3 separate regions of the Homo sapiens genome follow, and all the other regions are linked to region 1. Evidence: read pairs that join two places in POLR2A ChIA-PET (ENCODE). Cell type or tissue: HepG2. All regions are shown on one strand. Each heading gives the region's core, and the rest is flanking DNA. Links, peaks and the distances in the headings are about the cores only.

Region 1 (6,363 bases), core at 566-5,565:
ATTACTATAGTGAAGCAAATTAACATATCCATCATCTCACATAGTTACTCATTTTATTTTTGTGGCAAGAGCAACTAAAATGTACTAATTTAGCAGGAATCCCAAATACAGTACAACTTTATTAACTATAGTCCTCATGTTATACATTAGATCTCTGGACTTGTTCATCCCATGTATCTGCTACTTTGTAACCTCTAATCAATATCTCCCCATGTCCTCCCCAATGCCCCTGCAACCACTGTTGCATTCTCTATTGACTTCTTTTTTAAGAGTCCGCATTATAAGTGAGATCATGCAATATTCTTCTTTCTGTGCCTGACATTTCACTTAACATAATGTCCGCCGGGTTCACACATGCTGTGGCAAATGACAGAATCTCCTTTTTTTTTTAAAGCCAAATAATATTCCATTATTACATATACCGCAATTCCTTCATCCATCCACCATGTGACACTTAAGTTGTTTCCATATCTTGGCTATTGTGCATAATGCTGCAATGAATATGGGATTGCACATAACTTTCTGAGGTGGTGATTTCATTTCCTTTAGGTATATGCCCAGAAGAGAGACTGCTGGGTCATATGGTGGTTTTATTTTTAATTTCATTGGGCTCCTCCATGCTGTTTTCCAAAATGGCTGCACCAATCTACATTCCCACCAATGGTGTATAGGTTCCCTTTTCTGCACACCCTGAATAACGTTTGTTATCCCTTTACTCTTTGATAATAGCCATCCTAACGAGTGAGGTGTTATCGCACACTGGTTTCGGTTTGCATTTCCCTAAGGATTAATGATATTAAGCACTTTTTCATATACCTGTTGGCCACTTTTATGCATTCTCTGGAGAAATGTCTATTCAGGTCCTTCACCCATTTTTAAATTTGATTGTTTGTTTTTCTATTGAATTGTATGAATTATTCATACATTGTAGATATCATCCCCTTATCAAATATATGATTTGCAAATTTTTTCCCAATCTGTAGGTTGTCATTTCATTTTGTTGACTGTTTCCTTTGCTGTGTCAAATCTGTGTGTATTTCACATTTACAGCATTCTCAATTCAGGCTAAAAGCACATTTCAAGCGCTCCATAGCCACAAATAACTAGTAGTTCCCATACGAGACCACACAAATCCATAACATAAGTGGGCCAAATATCATTTCCAAATTTCTAAAGCTCAATTACAAAATCAACAGAAAGCCCTAAGTAACTAAACAAATACAAAATGTCTTTAAAGGCAGATGTAGGCTTATAAGAAAGTCAAAATATAAGAATAACAGTTAATATTTATTGAGCATTTACTATTTTAGACCCTAAGTCAGACCCTATTTTAAATGCTTTTCAAGCATTATCTCATTTGATTATCACAAAGGCTGCTGATGCAGGTACTAGCGATGTCTCCATTTTACATATAAGTAAACTAAAACACAAGGAAAGTTAAGTAAACAAGGCCATGCTTTTAAACAGTATACATGCTATGCCGCAAGAAAAATGCCAATAGAACCAAAGGTTGTTTTTAAAGTCAGAATACAGAAGATAGGAAAAGATAAAGTATGCAATAATGAAGAAAAAATTCTATCTTTTGGAATTAACAGGTTTTTTAAAACTGAATCATGTCATATGACACTTTTTCACAAGAAGCTCCAATCTCCAGACAATCAATACAGTTTTAGATTAGAATTTTTAAACTATTACACAAATATTGGGAACACTTATTCTGTTTTATGGAATGAGGTATTGCCCAATTCTATTATACACACACACACATTTTATTTAACCTTATACTGGTAATATAAAACAAAAATATTTATGACCCAATATTGAAAAGTATGGTTTTAGCCTAACGTAAAGAGTAATGAAAGCATTACTTTAACGTCAAGGATTTTCCAGTACTATATTAATTTGAAAAAGCTGCACTTTTCTTTTTTGAAACTCTTACATTTGTGATTTTATTATGCCAATCTTATTGTGGGCTTTTTTTAATAGTCTCATTCTCTTGTATGAAGGAAAGGGCTTATCTTCCTCCCATTCACCTATCATTTCAAACAATAAAGTATGAAAAGATAAAACAGGCAATAATAAAGCAAGCTTCTTCCCTACATCTCAATTCTAAGAAAAAAATAGAATAATGCATAATACTGAACACCATCTGAGACAGGTACATCATACCCCAAGATTTTTAGCTAAAACATGAGGACAATGTTTACTTTCACATGTATATGCTACCAGCAAATGACACAAATACTGCCTAACGTTCATAAAAAGTCCAGATAAAAAGCTGGACATCTCTTCACAAAACAACATTCAAAAACTGCTCATCTTAATGGATGACTGGATACAGAAAGAAAAAAATTGCTTGTCTGAAATAACTAGTCCCATGTGAAAGAAAATCTGTGATCAGAGCTTAAATTGTCTGACCTTTTTGTTTACTTAAAATCACAAGATAACAACAGCCCTGATCCACAGTTGAAGGCCATGGCTGGCTGCACACTAACTTTGACGTTTTTCAGGGTGTCACTGGAAAGCCCTATCACACCACCTTCAGTTACATAATAAACCTATCACTATACTGTTCTTACTCTCCCCTCCCACGTATTCAAAACTTCACAAAGGTAGCCAGAGCTAAGAGGAGAGCCTCTTAATTTAAGAGTTCGTTTACACAGTGTGCCTGGGCAGATATTTAGCAACAGCACAAAAAGGTTAAGAGTCAATCAGCCACCTGCCCATAACAAAGAAACGTCTGTTTGGTAAAAATTTTCCAAAAAATATGTTCACATCACTTACTTTTTGTCTTTGATATTTTGAACAGTTTCATCAACAAATGTTTCACGTAACCTACAAAGTTCACCTATGGACTTTGTTTTTCTTTTTATTTTTTCCTTTGGACTGCTACTCAATGTGTCAGGCACTGGGTCTGGCCCTTTCACGTACAGCATCCCGTATTATTCCGGTTATTGTCTCCTCTAAGGGTTAACAACATTACAATCAAAATGACTTCACCACTAACTTATCTGAGTTTTTCTCCTAGGATGACAATATAACTCTGGGATCCTTACATAAAAGAACAATATCCATGAAACAATTACTTACACAACAAAATATTTGAGATTAGCACATAATTATTTATAAATGTCCTTTGCACTTTCATTACTCTTAAAACAGATGTAACAGAACTAAATTTAAGTACAAAACAATCTTCTTTAAAAAACCCAATACTTAAATTTGTAGTGTCACCAGAGAATACAAGGAATTCAACATCCGTGCTAAATTATAAATCACAAATATGAGTAATCACTCTACACTTAGATTATTGACTTTGGCCTGCCAGATAAAAAGCTTGCATTAAAAAAGTAGTTCTAAAACAACCCAATACTATTTTAATATGTGATTCAAGATTAAGCTTCAACTTATATGATTCAATACAAGCACTTAAAAAAAATTCCAAGAGCAATTTCCCTGTAATTGGTCCTTAATCTACTGGAAATGCAAAAGATGATCCCAGCCTTCCCTGACAAATATAACTCAACAAAGCAAAAAGGCAGTAGAAATTCCATTCAAAGTGAAGGAGGTACATTTAGACACCAACAAAAAACTCAAGAACATAACACACACGGCATCTCATATACCACAATGCAACCTTACCTGTTTCTGAAATGTATGTAACAGGATCCTGCCGTGAAATTTTACCAGGTTTAGAAGATACTGGCAGTTTTTCTGGTGGCTTTTTGGCATTTTTTACCTGCAACGTCTCCTCTGACTCTGAATCTGTATGTGAGAGAAAAATAAAACAAAACTTTGAAAAGAACTATTATAATATAGTGCATGTTTAAAGTAGTCACGGTGAACCAATTCCTCAAGGTCTTTTTCAAGGCACATGTCTTCTGTGAATTCTCACAGGTTACTTTTACTCAGTGCTAAGCCTATGTATTAGTTTCCTATTCCAGCTATAATAAATGACCACAAACTTAGTGGCTTAAAACAACTAAGCCACTAAATTTATTATCTTCCAGTTCTGGAGGTTAGATAGATGGCAAATATGGGTCTCACTGGGCCAGTCAAGGTACCAGCAGGGCTATGTTCCTTTCTGAATACTCTAAGAAAGAATTTTATTTGCCTTTTCCAGTCTCCAGTGGATGCCAGCATTCTTGGCTCAAAGACCCTTCCTGCATCTTCAAAGCCAGCAACATCAAGCGAAAGCCCTCACGTTGCCATCTCCCGGATCCTCTAATCTTCCTCCACAGTTAATCTCACTCTCTAAACCCTTTTTCTACCTCCCTATTCCTTGTGACTACACTGAGCCCATCCAAATAATCCAGGATAATCTCCCTATTTTTTTTTCTTTTTTGAGACGGAGTCTCGCTCTGTTGTGGAGTGCAGTGGCGTGATCTCAGCTCACTGCAACCTCTGCCTTCCAGGTTCAAGCGATTCTCCTGCCTCAGACTCCTGAGTAGCTGGGACTACAGGCGCGTGCCACCACGCCCAGATAATTTTTGTATTTTTAGTAGAGACAGGGTTTTACTATGTTGGCCAGGCTGGTCTGGAAATCCTGACCTCAAGTGATCCGCCCACCTCAGCCTCCAAAAGTGCTGGGATTACAGGCAAGAGCCACCACGCCTGGCCTAATCTCCCTATTTTTAAGGTCATCTGATTAGCCATCTTAACACCATCTGTAACTTTTACTTCCCTTTGCCATATAACCTAATATAGTCACAGGTTCTAGGAATTAGGCTGTGGATATCTTTTGGGGGCATTATTCTGTCTACCACAGCCTAATCTCCCAGGGCACTTAAATATAAATCAGAACAAAGTGTGAGTACCTGGCACAGTGCCTGGTACAAAATAGATGTTTCATAAACTTTAGTGTCCTTCCTCTTCCCCTGCACCATGCATTTATAAATCCTGTCACACTGTAGTAAACTGTATCAAACAAATGTCCAGTTTCCCAACAAACAAAACTCCTGAGGAAGAGGAACGCGTACTTCTTTCAAATTCTTTACAATATAGAGCAATAAAAGGCACAGAGTAAACACTTAAGTACTTTCAGAATTCAGAACCTTTGATAGTACTGTGAAAATTTTGACAATCCTTCTTTAGGCACATTTTTTATTTTAAGAATTCACACCAGAAGGCCGGGTGTGGTGGCTCATGCCTGTAATCCCGACACTTTGGGAGGCCGAGGCAGGCAAAATCACCTGAGGTCAGGAGTTCGAGACCAGCCTGGCCAACATGGTGAAACCCCTTTTCTACTAAAAGCTACAAAAATTAGCTGGGCATGGTGGTGGGCACCTGTAATCCCAGCTACCTGGGAGGCTGAGGCAGGAGAATCGCTTGAACCCAGGAGACAGAGGTTACACTGACCCAAGATCATGCCATTGCACTCCAGCCTGGGTGACAGAGCAAAATTCCGTCTCAAAAAAAAAAAAAAATTCACACCAGATAAAAATAAAACAGAAAGAGAGAATTAATACAGCAGATCTTGTCCACAAAAGCAAAAACTGAAACTTTCTGAATTCTACCATTTTACCATCATTTTGTGCATCATAAAAGGCATGCAAAAAAATTCATGTTCCCTATTTTAAAATTATGTTCAAAGAAAAGCCTTTAAATTGTGTTTATTCCTTTTTAAATGCAACCCAAAAAAGCCAGATCTTTCAATAAAGCACAAAAATTAAATTTTAGATCTTTGCTTTAAAAACAGTATTCTAAGGCACTATTTTTCAAATTTAACTTCCAACAACCTCAACTGGAAAAGAAATTAATACAAGTATTTTAAAAAATAATAGGGCCAGAGGCTCATGCCTGTAATCCCAAGACTTTGAGAGGCCGAGGAAGGCGAATTGTTTGAGGCCAGGAGTTTGAGACCAGCCTTGTCTACGTGGTGAAACCCCATCTCTACTAAAATTATAAAATTTCATCTCTACTAAAATTATAAAAATTAGCTAGATGTGGTGCTGCACGCCTGTGGTTCCAGCTACAGGTGGCCAAAGCGCAAGAATCGCTTGAACCTGGGAGGTAGAGGTTGCAGTGAGCCCAGATCGCACCACTGCACTCCAACCTGGGCAACAGGGCAAGACTGTCTCTAAATAAATTAATTAAATTAAATAAAAACACATATATCACATTCAAAATAAGTTTGACAAATGCTGCATACTATATCACTTTCTGAAGGAATCTTTAATACAAACATATTTTGGTTCTGATAAGTTCTATAATAAAATTGTTTGAAATTTTACTTGAGCATACAGCCCTCTTCTCACAGGACTTATTAACATCTCAGAGAGCTACGTATCTCAGAACATAGTTGATTTATTTATTTATAATTTTTTTGTTTTTTCTTGAGACAAAGTCTCACTACCCAGATTG
Region 2 (6,363 bases), core at 979-5,978, 73 kb after region 1:
ACCTACTAATGGATGAACCAACTCTAAGTTTTTGTTTTTGTTTTGTTTTGTTTTGAGACGGAGTTTTCGTTCTTGTTGCCCAGCCTGGAGTGCAGTGGCACAATCTTGGCTCACTGCAACCTCCGCCTCCCGGGTTCAAGCGGGAGCCTCAGCCTCCCGAGTCGCTGGGATTACAGGCAAGTGCCACCACGCCTGGGTAATTTTTTGTACTTTTAGTAGAGACGGGGTTTCTCCATGTTGGTCAGGCTGGTCTGGAACTCCCGACCCACAGCGCCCGGCCTCAAAACTAAGGTTTTTTTTGTTTTGTTTTGTTTTGTTTTGATTTTTTTTTTTTTTTTTTTTGAGACGGAGTCTTGCTCTGTCGCCCAGGCTGGAGTGCAGTGGCGCTATCTCGGCTCACTGCAAGCTCCGCCTCCCAGGTTCACGCCATTCTCCTGCCTCAGTCTCCCGTCAAAGCTGTTTTTAACAGCATTTGAAATAGAATGAGGATGTATTTTTTGGCTTGGCCATTTTTTTTTTTTTAAGACAGAGTCTCACTCTGTCACCCAGGCTGGCGTGCAGTGGCTCGATCTCAGCTCACTGCAACCTCCGCCTCCCGGATTCAAGCGATTCTCCCGCCTCAGCCTCCCGAGTAGCTGGGATTACAGGTGTGAGCCACTGCTCCTGGCCCTGGCTTGGCCATTTTTAAGCACGGTAATCATCACTTTAAATATCATCTCTAGGCCTGGCATGGTGGCTCATACCTGTAATCCCAGAGCCTATGAGTTTGAGACCAACCTGGGCAACATAGCAAGACCCCCTTCTCTATTTAAAGAAAAAAGAAATAATATCTATGTATTCTAAGTGAAGTAACTCAGGAATGGAAAACCAAATGCCATATGTTCTCTCATATAGTGGGAGCTAAGCTATGGGTATACTGAGCTTATGTATGCATCTGCATACCCATAGCTTAGCTCCCACTATATAAGAATGATACAATGGACTATATATACAGAATGATATATACCTACATACAGAAGGATATAATCAACTTTGGAGACTCAGAACAGGGAAGCTGGGAGAGGAGTAAGGGATAAAAAAACTGCATATTGGATACAATGTATACTCCTCTGGTGATGAGTACACTAAAATCTCAGACTTCACCGTTATACAATTCATCCGTGTAACCAAAAACCACTTGTACCCCAAAACTATTGAAATTTTAAAAATATTTTTAAAAAGAGAAATATTATGAACATTTACATTCCAAAAGGACATAAATAAATAAATATTATCTATACTCTTTACAACAATCTTGCCAGGTAACTATTATCCTCATCTTACAGTGTGATATTTTGAATATGCGTGATATTGCTCCCCTGTGTAAAATCCATTAGTGGCCCCCCCAAGCTTTGGGGATAAAGTCTCAATTTTTCACCAAGACCTTTGAGATACAGTTCCCAGCCTCCTTCCTGGCCACTCTCCCATCCTCTTGCACTTCATATTCGATCATAACACACTACTGCCAGTGTCTCAGTCTCTCCTTACTATTTCTCTCCACCCAGCCTCAACTATCCCACTCTGTCTAGCTCAAATGCCCTCTTTACTTCGTGATGGTCACTGCCTCCAAGTCATTCTTGCCCCTTTAGGATTTAAGTGCCCCTTCTGCTGGCTCCCATAAGATGGGCTTGTTTCTAGCATAGCACTCATACGACATGATACTTTTCCATCTCCCCAGCTAGACTGAGAGTTCTTTCAAAGGAGAGACAATTTTTAAATTTGCCTTTATGTTCTCAGCACCTAGCACAGAATATTTGTACATATTAGGTGTAAATGTTGGTTAAATGAATGGTTTAGGATTTCTGTCTTAAATACTGTAATCAAAAACTAATCTCAAGTTCAATCTTCATATTTCATTGCATTATTGCAAACTGTCGAAATATTACTGATATTAATCGGGTGGTATATTAGTCAGGACTTTTTTGGTGGCAAGTTACAGAAATCTAATTCAAATTGGCTAAAGCAAAAAGGGGCAATTTCCTGGCTCAGTAACCAGACCACAGGGATGAATGGGCTCAGTGACCAGGAAGGCCCTTTATTTCAGCCTCTCACGTCCATTTCTTCCTCGGGTTGTGTCATCTTCTCCTTTGTAGAGGAAAGATTTCTCTCTCCCAAGTTTAGTTTTTTCAATCCCAGAAATGTATTTGGCCTATGCAGCAAAGCCCCAAGGGTTCACATTAGTAAAGGCAGTAATGTCTGTTTTCATTCTATTTTTAAATCAATAAATACATGTAATAATTTAAATTTGTACATTTCCCTTTTAGAATGGAACATTTGAGAGTCTCTGAGTAAACATGCACAGAGGTTTGGGAAGGTGAATTTGCTCATGAGACAATAACTCATTCTGTTTATTACTCCACTAAATATTGCCAAAGCGGGGCAGAGTTGCTCCTGCCTGTAATCCTAGCACTTTGGGAAACCGAGGGAAGAAGATCCCTTGAGCCCAGGAGTTCAAGACTAACCTGAGCAACATAGTTTTGTAGAGACAAGACAAACCTTGTCTCTACAAAAAATAAAAAATCAGCTGAGAGTGGTGGCACATACCTGTAGTCCCAGCTACTTGGGAGGATGAGGTGGGAAGATCACTTAAGCCCGGGAGGTCAAGGCTGCAAGGAGCTATGATTGTGCCACTGCACTCCAGCCTGGGTGACACAGCAAAAACCTGTCTCAGGAAAAAAAAAAAATAAATAAAATAAAATAAAATAAAACAAAAAATACTGCCAGCTTTCATGACAGTTTTGACCATTTCATGACTTTAAAAATCTTTGTCTTTTACTAGTCACATTGGGTTAGGGGGAAAATGTTATCTTTCATAGATAAATACTGTTTACATAGTACAAAGATTTCTCAAACCTGGTCACTATTGACATTTGGGGTCAGATAATTCTTTGCTGTGGTAGGCTGTCCTGTGCAATGGAGGAGTTCAGCAGCATCTAAACTCTACTCACTAGATGACAGTAGCTCCCCCATTTTCAGTGTTGTGACAATCAAAAATGTCTCCAGACCTTGCCAAATGTCCCCAGGAAGTCAAAATTCCTCCCCCTCACTCCACCTTTGAAAACCACTGACTTATTCTATAGTAGACAACTGGTTAAAGACATGAAGCACAAAGAACAAGGACATTGACATGTAACCAGTATGAGGGGCATAAAAATGATTATTTTACACAATTGCCTCAAGGAGATCTTCACCAGATCTGTAAGTTGCATACAGAAACTCAAAATTAATGTACAGCCTATACTGTTTTTAGAAAAAAAAAAAAAACAGTGCTTTTAAAATGTTAAAAGAGGAAATAATATTTAATCATCAACATGATTACATCTAGTTTGGCTTTTCACATATCGAGAATAAAGACTGTCCCTCCTGGCTTTGCCTTATTTGTGAAATACTTGAAAGAGCTGCCCCAAACCATTTTTCTTATATTAAGCATTAGTTATTTCTTAACCATTAATATTTTCTTATATTAACCATTCATGAACAAAACACTAATCTTACTTTTTAAAAAAGCTTTTCCTTTTTTAAAAAGCAAAATTCGGCCAGGTGTGGTGGCTCACACCTGTAATCCCAACACTTTGAGAGGCCAAGGTGGGCACATCACGAGGTCAGGAGTTCGAGACCAGCCTGGCCAACATGGTGAAACCCCATCTCTACTAAAAATACAAAAATTAGCCAGGCGCGATGGTGGGTGCCTGTAATCCCAGCTACTCGGGAGGCTGAGGCAGGAGAATTGCTTGAACCCGGGAGGCGGAGGTTGCAGTGAGCCAAGATCATGCCACTGCACTCTAGCCTGGGTAACAGAGCAAGACTCTGTCTCAGGAAAAAAAAAAAAAAAAAAAGCAAAATTCAACTATTCAAACAAAATGTTATATAAGCAACGTTTATCCATTTTTGATGCTATAACATTGTGTTTCACAAAGTTTGGTGGGGGTTGGGTTTTTTGGTTTGTTTTTTGAGAAGGAGTGATTCTCCTGCCTCAGCCTCCCAAGTAGCTGGGATTACAGGAATGTGCCACCACTCACGGCTAATTTTTGTATTTTTAGTAGAGACGGGGTTTCACCATGTTGGCCAGGCTGGTCTCGAACTCTGGGCCTTGGGTGATAGACCCGCCTCGGCCTCTCAAAGTGTTGAGATTACAGGCGTGAGCCACTGCGCCTGTCCAAAGTTTGGTTTTTTATGTGTCACTTTATGTTCTATTTTTCTGGTTTTCTGTTTGTATACATATCTATACATATCTAAGTATCATTATGTACTATTGTTTACTAAAATATTTTTCTGTTAGAAATATATTTTGAGGCCAGGTGAAGTGGCTCATGCCTGTATTCTCAACACTTTGGGAGGTCGACACAGGAGGGTTGCTTGAGCTCAGGAGTTCGAGGCTGCAGTGAGCTGTGATCATGCCTCTGCACTCCAGCTTGGGTGATAGAGGGAGACTGCATCTCTAAAAAAATAAAAAATAAATAAAATTTCAAAAATATTTAAGTCATAAAATGCTTGTCCTTATTACATAATGAAAATAATTTAAATAATGTGCATTATTTATTAGATGGTAAAATGCCCAAATTTATGTGCATGTGTTATTAGCATTTAAAATATTTATTCTATTAATGTTTTAAATTTAAATAGGCCTTAAAATACAATAGTCAATAAAGTATATTTACATAAAATAAAGCATATGTCAACGCTTTTTATATTTTTTTATTACCACACACAAATGATGAAATAATTTTTTAAATTCCTCATGGGTTCAAGAGATTGCTTAACACTGTGAAAGTGGCTTTCAGGATAAGATATGTTGGGAAACCCTACTCTAGGTCAAGGCCTCACCAACTTTTTCCTGAGCCTAGGATAAAACTGGATTTCTTTCCTATTTTTCCACTTCTTTGACTAACTTTGTTTTAACATTTCCTGGCATAATTCCTTCACAGAAGCTCACACATGCTGGACACGTGTTAGGCATTCAATGAGTAATTGATTATTTTCAATTTAAGGAAGATCTACCTTGTTCCAGAAAGGATTTAAACCTGCAACAACAACAAAAAAAAAGTAGATTGCAGACACACACACACACACACACACACACACACAGGCTAAACATTAGTCTTTCCAGAACACTCAAATCAATTAGATATGTCTCTTTAAAATATTGTACATTAAAAACCCATCTTGAAACAAGCTGCAGAATTTTGATGGCTGTTAAAACTCAGTGATGTGTTTATGAGGGTTTATTATTGTTTCTATTTTTGTGTATTATGACAATTTCCATAATTAAAAGTAAAAAAATAAGTAGCATAAGAAGGTAAAGAGAATATTTTACATTTAAAAATAAAAGACTTTTTCCAACAAGAAACTAAAAAAAACTTTTTTTAAATCTTCATATAGTTCTCTTCTTAAAGGCTCTGTTAAAATTATTAAACAAAATTTAGTATTTAAACTGCAAAAACAAGGGTCAAGTGCAGTGACTCATGCCGGTAATCCCAACACTTTGGGAGGCTGAGGCAGGAGGATTGCTTGACTCCAGGAGTTCAAGATCAGCCTAAGCAACGTAGTGAGACTTCGGTCTCTACAAAAAATGAAAATAAAAATGAGCTAGGCATGGTGGCATGAGCCTGTAGTTACCGCTACTGGGGAGGCTGAGGTGAGAGAATTGCTTGAGCTCAAGAATTCAAGTTTAAAGCTATGATGGCACCACTGGACTCCAGCCTGGGTGACAGGGTGAGACCCTGTCTCAAAAAGTAAATAATAAAACTGCAAAAACAGCCGTGAAAATGCCACCATTCCCATGATTAATAGCTAAGCCTTCTTTGCCAACGGACTGCTGCAACTGCTTTCTTGAACATGAAGAAGGCTGCAGTGTTTCTTAGGCACATTTAAGTAAACAAAATGTCATTTTAAAGACTCTTTTGCCCAAATCCCCCACCAATGTCTTGAAGATTAAGTGTAATATTTTGAAATGGAAATACTAGATGGAGCCTTTTTAGTTTGTCTTGGTTATATAGAAGCAAAATCTCCAAGGATTATCTGAAATTATTTTCTTTAATTGAAAAAAAGGATTTTTTTAAAACTCCCTTGGTAAAGTCAGGTTTCAGGAGAATAACGTATCATAATTAATTTGTGCTAAGTCTTATAGCTAAAAAATTAGCCAAGCTTTTTTTTTTGACAAAGGACGAAAGAAAGAGGGTTAAAACAAACAACAAAACCTATTACTTTCTTCCTTCCACCACTTTCCCCTCCCACATCAAAAAAGTGGTTTTTTGTTTGTTTGTTTGTTTGTTTGTTTGAGACGGAGTTTCGCTCTTGTTGCTCAGGCTGGAGTGTAATGGCGTG
Region 3 (6,363 bases), core at 655-5,654, 87 kb after region 1:
AATCCCAGCACTTTGGGAGGCCGAGGCGGGCGGATCACTATGTCAGGAGATTGAGACCATCCTGGCTAACATGGTGAAACACCATCTCTAATAAAAATACAGAAAATCAGCCAGGCGTGGTGTCGGGCACCTGTAGTCCCAGCTACTCAGGAGGCTGAGGCAGGAGAATGGCGTGAACCTGGGAGGTGGATGTTGCAGTGAGCCGAGATTGTGACACTGGTCTCCAGCCTAGGCGACAGAGCGAGACTCCATCTCAAAAAAAAAAAAAATTAGCCAGGTGTGGTGGTGCATGCTTATAGTCCCAGCTACTCAGGAGGCTGAGGCAGAAGAATGGCTTGAACCAGGGAGAAGAAGGTTGCAATGAACTGAGATCGCGCCACTACACTCCAGCTGGGTGACAGAGCAAGACTCCTATCTAAAAAAAAAAAAAAAAAAAAAAAAAGGGCCATGAAATTTGGACCATTAAAAATAGGATGGTGAATATTTTCTTTATGAAAGGCTGTAACTTTTGTTAATATTTAAATTCTTTCCTAAGAAAAGCAAAGGTAAAATAATGATTGCAAAAGAGTTTCAAGATTGCCAAAAACTTTTTAAAAAAATAGTCACATAATATAATTAAAGAAATAATTGTCACATAATTTTATAATTTTTTAGCAATGAACAGTAAAGGTCACATACCTTAAGCATCCAATAATTTTTTTTTTTTTAAGAGACGGGGTCTTGCTCTGTTGCCTGGGCTGGAGTGCAGTGGCATGATCATAGCTCATTGCAGCCTTGACCTCCTGTGCTCAAGCAATCCTTCCATCTAATCCTCCTGAGTAGCTGGGACTACAGGCATGCCACCATGCCTGGCTCATTTTCTTAATTTTTAGTAGAGAAAGAGAGTCTCACTATATTGCCCAGTCTGGTCTTGAACTCCTGGCCTCAAGTGATCCTCCCACCTCAGCCTCCCAAAGTGCTGAGAGTACAGATGTGAGCCACAGCATCCAATAAATATTTGTAGACTGCAGCATGGATGAATGAATGAATGTTAAACAATCTGGAAGAGCAGCATTTGGTAATTAACATAAAAGTTGATAGTAGGCTGGCACAGAGACAGAGACTTAGGCTGGCGGATTGCTTGAGGCCAGGAGTTCGATACCAGCCTGAGCAACATAGTGAGAGGTTGTCTTTACAAAACAAACAAATTAAAAAATCAGCTTGAGGCCGGACGCGGTGGTTCATGCCTGTAATCCCAGCACTTTGGGAGGCCAAGGCAGGCAGATTGCTTGAGGTCAGGAGTTCAAGACCAGCCTGGCCAACAGGGTGAAACCCTGTCTCTACTAAAAATACAAAAATTAGCTGGGCGTGGTGGCAGGTACCTGTAGTCCCAGCTACTCAGGAGGCTGAGGCAGAAGAATCACTTTAACCCAGGAGGCAGAGGCTGCAGTGAGCCAAGACCGAGCCACTGCACTCCAGCCTGGGTGACAGAGGGAGACTCTGTCTCAAAAAAAAAAAAAAAAAAATCAACTTGATACCAAAATAGAGAAGGGCTAAGCAGATGAAAAGATGAATCAAATTGAAATTAATCCCAAAAGGACAACGAGTAAAACTCAGGAAGCTGCAAACAATAAATGAGGGCAAACATGTTCAGCCACGAGCCTTGGCAAGTAAAGGCTTGGGAGCTATTTGCAGAACACTCTTCACGTCCACACAGTCTCCATTACGATTTTCTAGACCAAGTTAAATTATTTTCAGCTTGCTCTTTCAAAGTACTTCAAATTTACGTTTGTGTCATTTTCACAGGGTCTTCACAGATATTATTGCCTCATTTGACGTTCACGAAAATTCTCTAGGGTGTTTATTTTTAGCTCAGTAGAATGAAGGGAAAAACAGGTCTTTGACAGTGAAATGATCTGTCCAAGATCGTAAAGCTGATGAGTCAGCAGAGCTAATACAAGAGCCCAGGTCTCCTGCTTTCAAGACCAATGTTATTTCCCGTATAGTACCAGGTAGATGAGTAGCACCTTTATATCATTCTCAAATGCCATTTATCCCCTAATAGAGCTGTCAATGTTTTATATCCCATGGTCACAGAACACTCACACCAGTGGACAAAATGTATGGAAAGCGATTTGGGAATATTTAAAACAATTTTAGAAATAGGTAGTCCAGGCCGGGTGGCTCACGCCTGTAACCCCAGCATTTTGAGAGGCCAAGGCAGGCGGATCACCTGAGGTCAGGAGTTCAAGACCAGCTTGGCCAACATGGTGAAACCCCGTCTCTACTAAAAATACAAAAAATTAGCTGGGTGTGGTGATGGGTGCCTGTAATCCCAGTTACTCAGGAGGCTGAGGCAGAAGAATCGCTTCAACCCAGGAGGTGGAGGTTGCAGTGAGCTGAGATCACACCATTGCACTCCAGCCTAGGCAACAAGAGTGAAACTACGTCTCAAAAAAAAAAAAAAGAATGAAAGAAAAGAAATAGGTAGTCCATTCCTGGCATTAATGAAAGGCAATGATTCAAATAAATTAAAGGTTATATGCCCAAAGTTAGCTATTGAAACATTTATGACAGGAAAAGAGAAAGAACAAAAGAACGAAGAAAAATAAATTTTTATCAAAAGACAGAGATAGCTAAGTAAATCATTATTATACTAAGATATTCTGAAAACCAAAAACAGCGTGGAAGATGTTTAAAGTGATTTTATTTCTTAAATTTTTATTTATTTATTAGTTTAATTATTTCAAGATGGAGTTTTGCTCTTGTTGCCCAGGCTGAAGCGCAGTGGCGTGATCTCGGCTCACTGCAACCTCTGCCTCCCAGGGTTCAAGCCATTCTCCTGCCTCAGCCTCCCGAGTAGCTGGGACTACAGGTGCCCGCCACCATGACCGGCTAATTTTTGTATTTTTAGTAGAGACAGGGTCCCACCATGTTGGCCAGGCTGGTCTCAAACTCCTGATCTCAGGTGATCCCACCCACCTCCACCTCCCAAAGTGCTGGGATTACAGGCATGAGCCATGGCACCCGGTCTTAAAGTGATTTTAGCTGGGAAATATGTTTGGAAAGCCTGGGTGGGAACACAGAAATATAAACCTATTTTGTTATGCTTGTGGAGTTTTTAAATAAACTTTCTTTAACCATTGTTATTTAATAGTCTATTAAATAGCTTAAACAACAGACACTTTTATAGTACACATGAACATATTTCAGCCAAAATGTGACCAAACTCATGCACAGATTTGGAAATGGAACTTTTGACAAATGACTGAGGGTTCCTTGAATACACTGGTGTGATGTGTTTGGCTTGCTCATCTGTCTTCAACCCATCTTTCCAACAGTGTCCTGTCATGTCTTCCTCTGGCTCCTAATCCCTTCTTCATCTATTTCTAAAGTTGTGCCTACTATCTTATTTGTTTCCTATCATCCACAGAATTTATCTGAGTCTGGACTTCCAGGGGCATCAAAAAATGCTGCCACATTAAACTGGAGGAGAGAACAGAATGAGATATTAGGTCCTGGTTGTCTCTCAATGACATTAGGGCCTGATAGCTGGCTCCAAAAGAAAAAGAAGCTGACTTTCCCTTTAAGCTACTGAATCTAAAGAACAAAGGTTGAAGCTCCCTTAAATCAATCATTACAGAGGTAGATGGCTTTGTACAAATTAGAGGGTGACCTTGGAAAAGTGTAGAATGGCTGTTGTGCAAGGTTGCAGGGCCCAGGTTGCACTCCCCTACTAACCTCATTTTAATTTTCCCAACAGATCTCCTTTATGAGTGCCCAACCAAAGAACACACATAGATGGATATGGCAAACTCACGATCTTGGAGCAAAATTTTTTACCTTGTTACTTGGCAAATAGGATCAAGTTATAACCAAAAGTACTGCACAGAGGACCTCCCCCACATTCTCTACATGAGAATGAAGAGGCTGTCTTCAGCCCAGAGCAAAGATAACCCTAGATACCTTGATAGCCTAGGCAAATAGCAGCAAAGGTGAAAGAGACACTGTGGAACGTGAAGGTCACCTTGACAACACATCCATATGTATATCCAGAAAACCTGCATGGAAAGCTACTGCAAAGATATGTCTTCTGAGCTCTACTGTTTCTCATTCAAAGGCTGATGTAACCAAGATTTTTATCACGACTTAGGTCATCTTTCATATAATCACTGAAATTTAGTGTCTGCAAAAGCAAGACATTAAATTTGCAAAGCAACAAGTTTAAGGCTCACAATCCAGGCTACACGGGCTCAGTGCTTTCCAGTTTGCATAGAGAGGTGCACAATAGGCCTGAAGGGAGGTGCTGATCACTGGGTCTTCCATGAATGATAGCTCTAAGGCTACCAAGGGATTAAGTGACTGGTTAGAAAAAAACAAAGAATTCCCTCCTTTGAATCCTAGTAATTTATGACTGCTTTTGTTTCTAATTAGAAAAAAAAAAAAGCGGTTCTCAAGAATTTCTGTCGTGATTCTAGCCCCAGAAAAACCCGGAAAGAATAGCTGAAACCATTTAAGGTAGTGTCTGTCCCAGGCCCCTCTGATTCTTCCAGAAGTTGCAATCTCAGGTTGGAGACAAGGAAAGAGGCTACATTCTGAATACTTCTCTGAGAGGAAATTTTTTTTTTTTTTTTTTTTTTTTTGAGACAGAGTCTTGCTCTGTCACCCAGGCTGGAGTACAGCGACTCAATCTAGGCTCGCTGCAACCTCCGCCTCCTGGGTTCAAGTGATTCTCCTGGCTCAGGCTCCTGAGTAGCTGGGACTACAGGCGCATGCCACCAAGTCCAGCTAATTTTTATATTTTTTTTTAGTAGAGAAGAGGTTTCACCATGTTGGCCAAGCTGGTCTCAAATCAAACTCCTGACCTCAAGTGATCTGCCCACCTCAGCCTCCCAAAGAGCTGAGATTACAGGCATGAGCCACTGCTCCCGGTTGGAAAGTTTTTTTTTTTTTTCCCCTGAGTCAGGGTGTCACTCTGTCCCCCAGGCTGGAGTGCAGAGGTGCCATCTCAGCTCACTGCAACCTCCGCCTCCCTGGCTCAAATGATCTTCCAACCTCAGCTTCCTGAGTAGCTGGGACTACAGGCACGTATCACCATGCCTGGCTAATTTTTGTATTTTTTTTTTTTTTTTTTTGTAGATACGGGGTTTCGTCATGTTGACCAGGCTGATCTCGAATTCCTGAGCTCAAGCAATCTTCCCACCTTGGCCTCCCAAAGTGTTGGGATTACAGATGTGAGCCACCCACCCAACCACCAACCAAGAGGAAAGCATTCCTTTTTTTTTGAAACGGAGTTTCACTCTTGTTGCCTAGGCTGGAGTGCAATGTCACGATCTCAGCTCACTGCATCACTGCAACCTCCGCCTCCTGGGTTCAAGCGATTCTCCTGCCTCGGCCTTCCGAGTAGCTGGGATTATAGGCATGCGCCACCACGACCGGCTAATTTTGTATTTTTAGTAGAGATGGGGTTTCTCCATGTTGATCAGGCTGGTCTGGAACTCCCGACCTCAGGTGATCCGCCCGCCTCGGCCTCCCAAAGTGCTGGGATTACAGGCATGAGCCACCATGCCCGGCCCGAGGAAAGCATTCTTAAGGATCCTTGGGAATACCTGGGTGCTAAATGGTACCAGAATCTTCCAATGAAAATTGAGTAAGGACAAGTGGACAGAGGTATACCTCAAGGAATTTATTTCTCCAGAAAATCTTCCAGGAATTTATTTAAATTGTTTTTTCTTGCATAAAGCAGGATGGCACGTTTCAGAATCCTCACCCCTTACCTCAATGCCTACTTTCCCCATCTAACAGGGTTTATGGAATATTTTCAGGGTCCACAGGATCGATCTGGTTTGAATCCATTGTTCATATCTGCTTGTCTTTGACCTACGTAAAAGGCAGTTTCAGATAGTTTATTCTGATATAAAATATCTCCAGTGAGCAAAAGAAAAGCTAAGGAACAAAACTGAAAGCAGGCTCTGTGTGCTAAAGATAATGAGTCTGTGCATTTGTTTTAGAAACACACAAATAGTGGGGGCCGGGTGCAGTGGCTCACGCCTGTAATCCCAGCACTTTGGGAGGCCGAGGTGTGTGGATCACCTGAGGTCAGGAGTTCGAGACCAGCCTGGCCAACATGGTGGAGCCCCACCTCTACTAAAAATACAAAAATTAACTGGGCATGGTGGTGCTCACCTGTAGTCTCAACTACTAGGGAGGCTGAGGTGGGACGATCACTTGAACCTGAGAGGTGGAGGTTGAGTGAGCTGAGATGGCACCACTGCATTCCAGCCTGGGTGACAGAGCAAGACTCTGTCTCAAAGAAAAAAAAAACAACTCAAATAATGGAGAAAATGAGAGACCAGGGAAGAGATGTCAAGAAACAAGCAAGTC

The links. Peaks named below come from ENCODE experiments on the same cell type or tissue, not always from the same donor. Only the 100,000 strongest peaks of a DNase experiment are listed, where the experiment ranks them.
Region 2: POLR2A ChIA-PET joins it to region 1 with 5 read pairs; 7 of 35 experiments call an interaction of 5 or more read pairs at or near these places.
Region 3: POLR2A ChIA-PET joins it to region 1 with 6 read pairs; 5 of 35 experiments call an interaction of 5 or more read pairs at or near these places.

Annotation. Positions count from the first base shown.
Region 1 is chr4:39,338,703-39,345,065 of GRCh38, forward strand. It overlaps RFC1 (replication factor C subunit 1), which reads right to left. Exons shown (of 25, transcript NM_002913.5): 4 at 3,643-3,765. Among named protein-coding and RNA genes, the nearest start is that of RFC1, 24 kb to the right of the region's middle. In HepG2, for the core only: no CTCF peak of the experiment used is centred there; a DNase peak (open chromatin) is centred at 2,589.
Region 2 is chr4:39,411,016-39,417,378 of GRCh38, forward strand. All of the region lies in intron 1 of KLB (klotho beta), which reads left to right. It overlaps MIR5591 (microRNA 5591), which reads left to right and starts at 895; the gene lies at 895-959. In HepG2, for the core only: a CTCF peak has its summit at 2,996; DNase peaks (open chromatin) are centred at 2,091, 2,396, 2,936 and 4,846; H3K4me3 peaks cover 2,378 bases.
Region 3 is chr4:39,425,997-39,432,359 of GRCh38, forward strand. The region is part of intron 1 of KLB (klotho beta); the gene reads left to right. Among named protein-coding and RNA genes, the nearest start is that of MIR5591, 17 kb to the left of the region's middle. In HepG2, for the core only: no CTCF peak of the experiment used is centred there; DNase peaks (open chromatin) are centred at 3,665 and 3,935; H3K4me3 peaks cover 1,375 bases.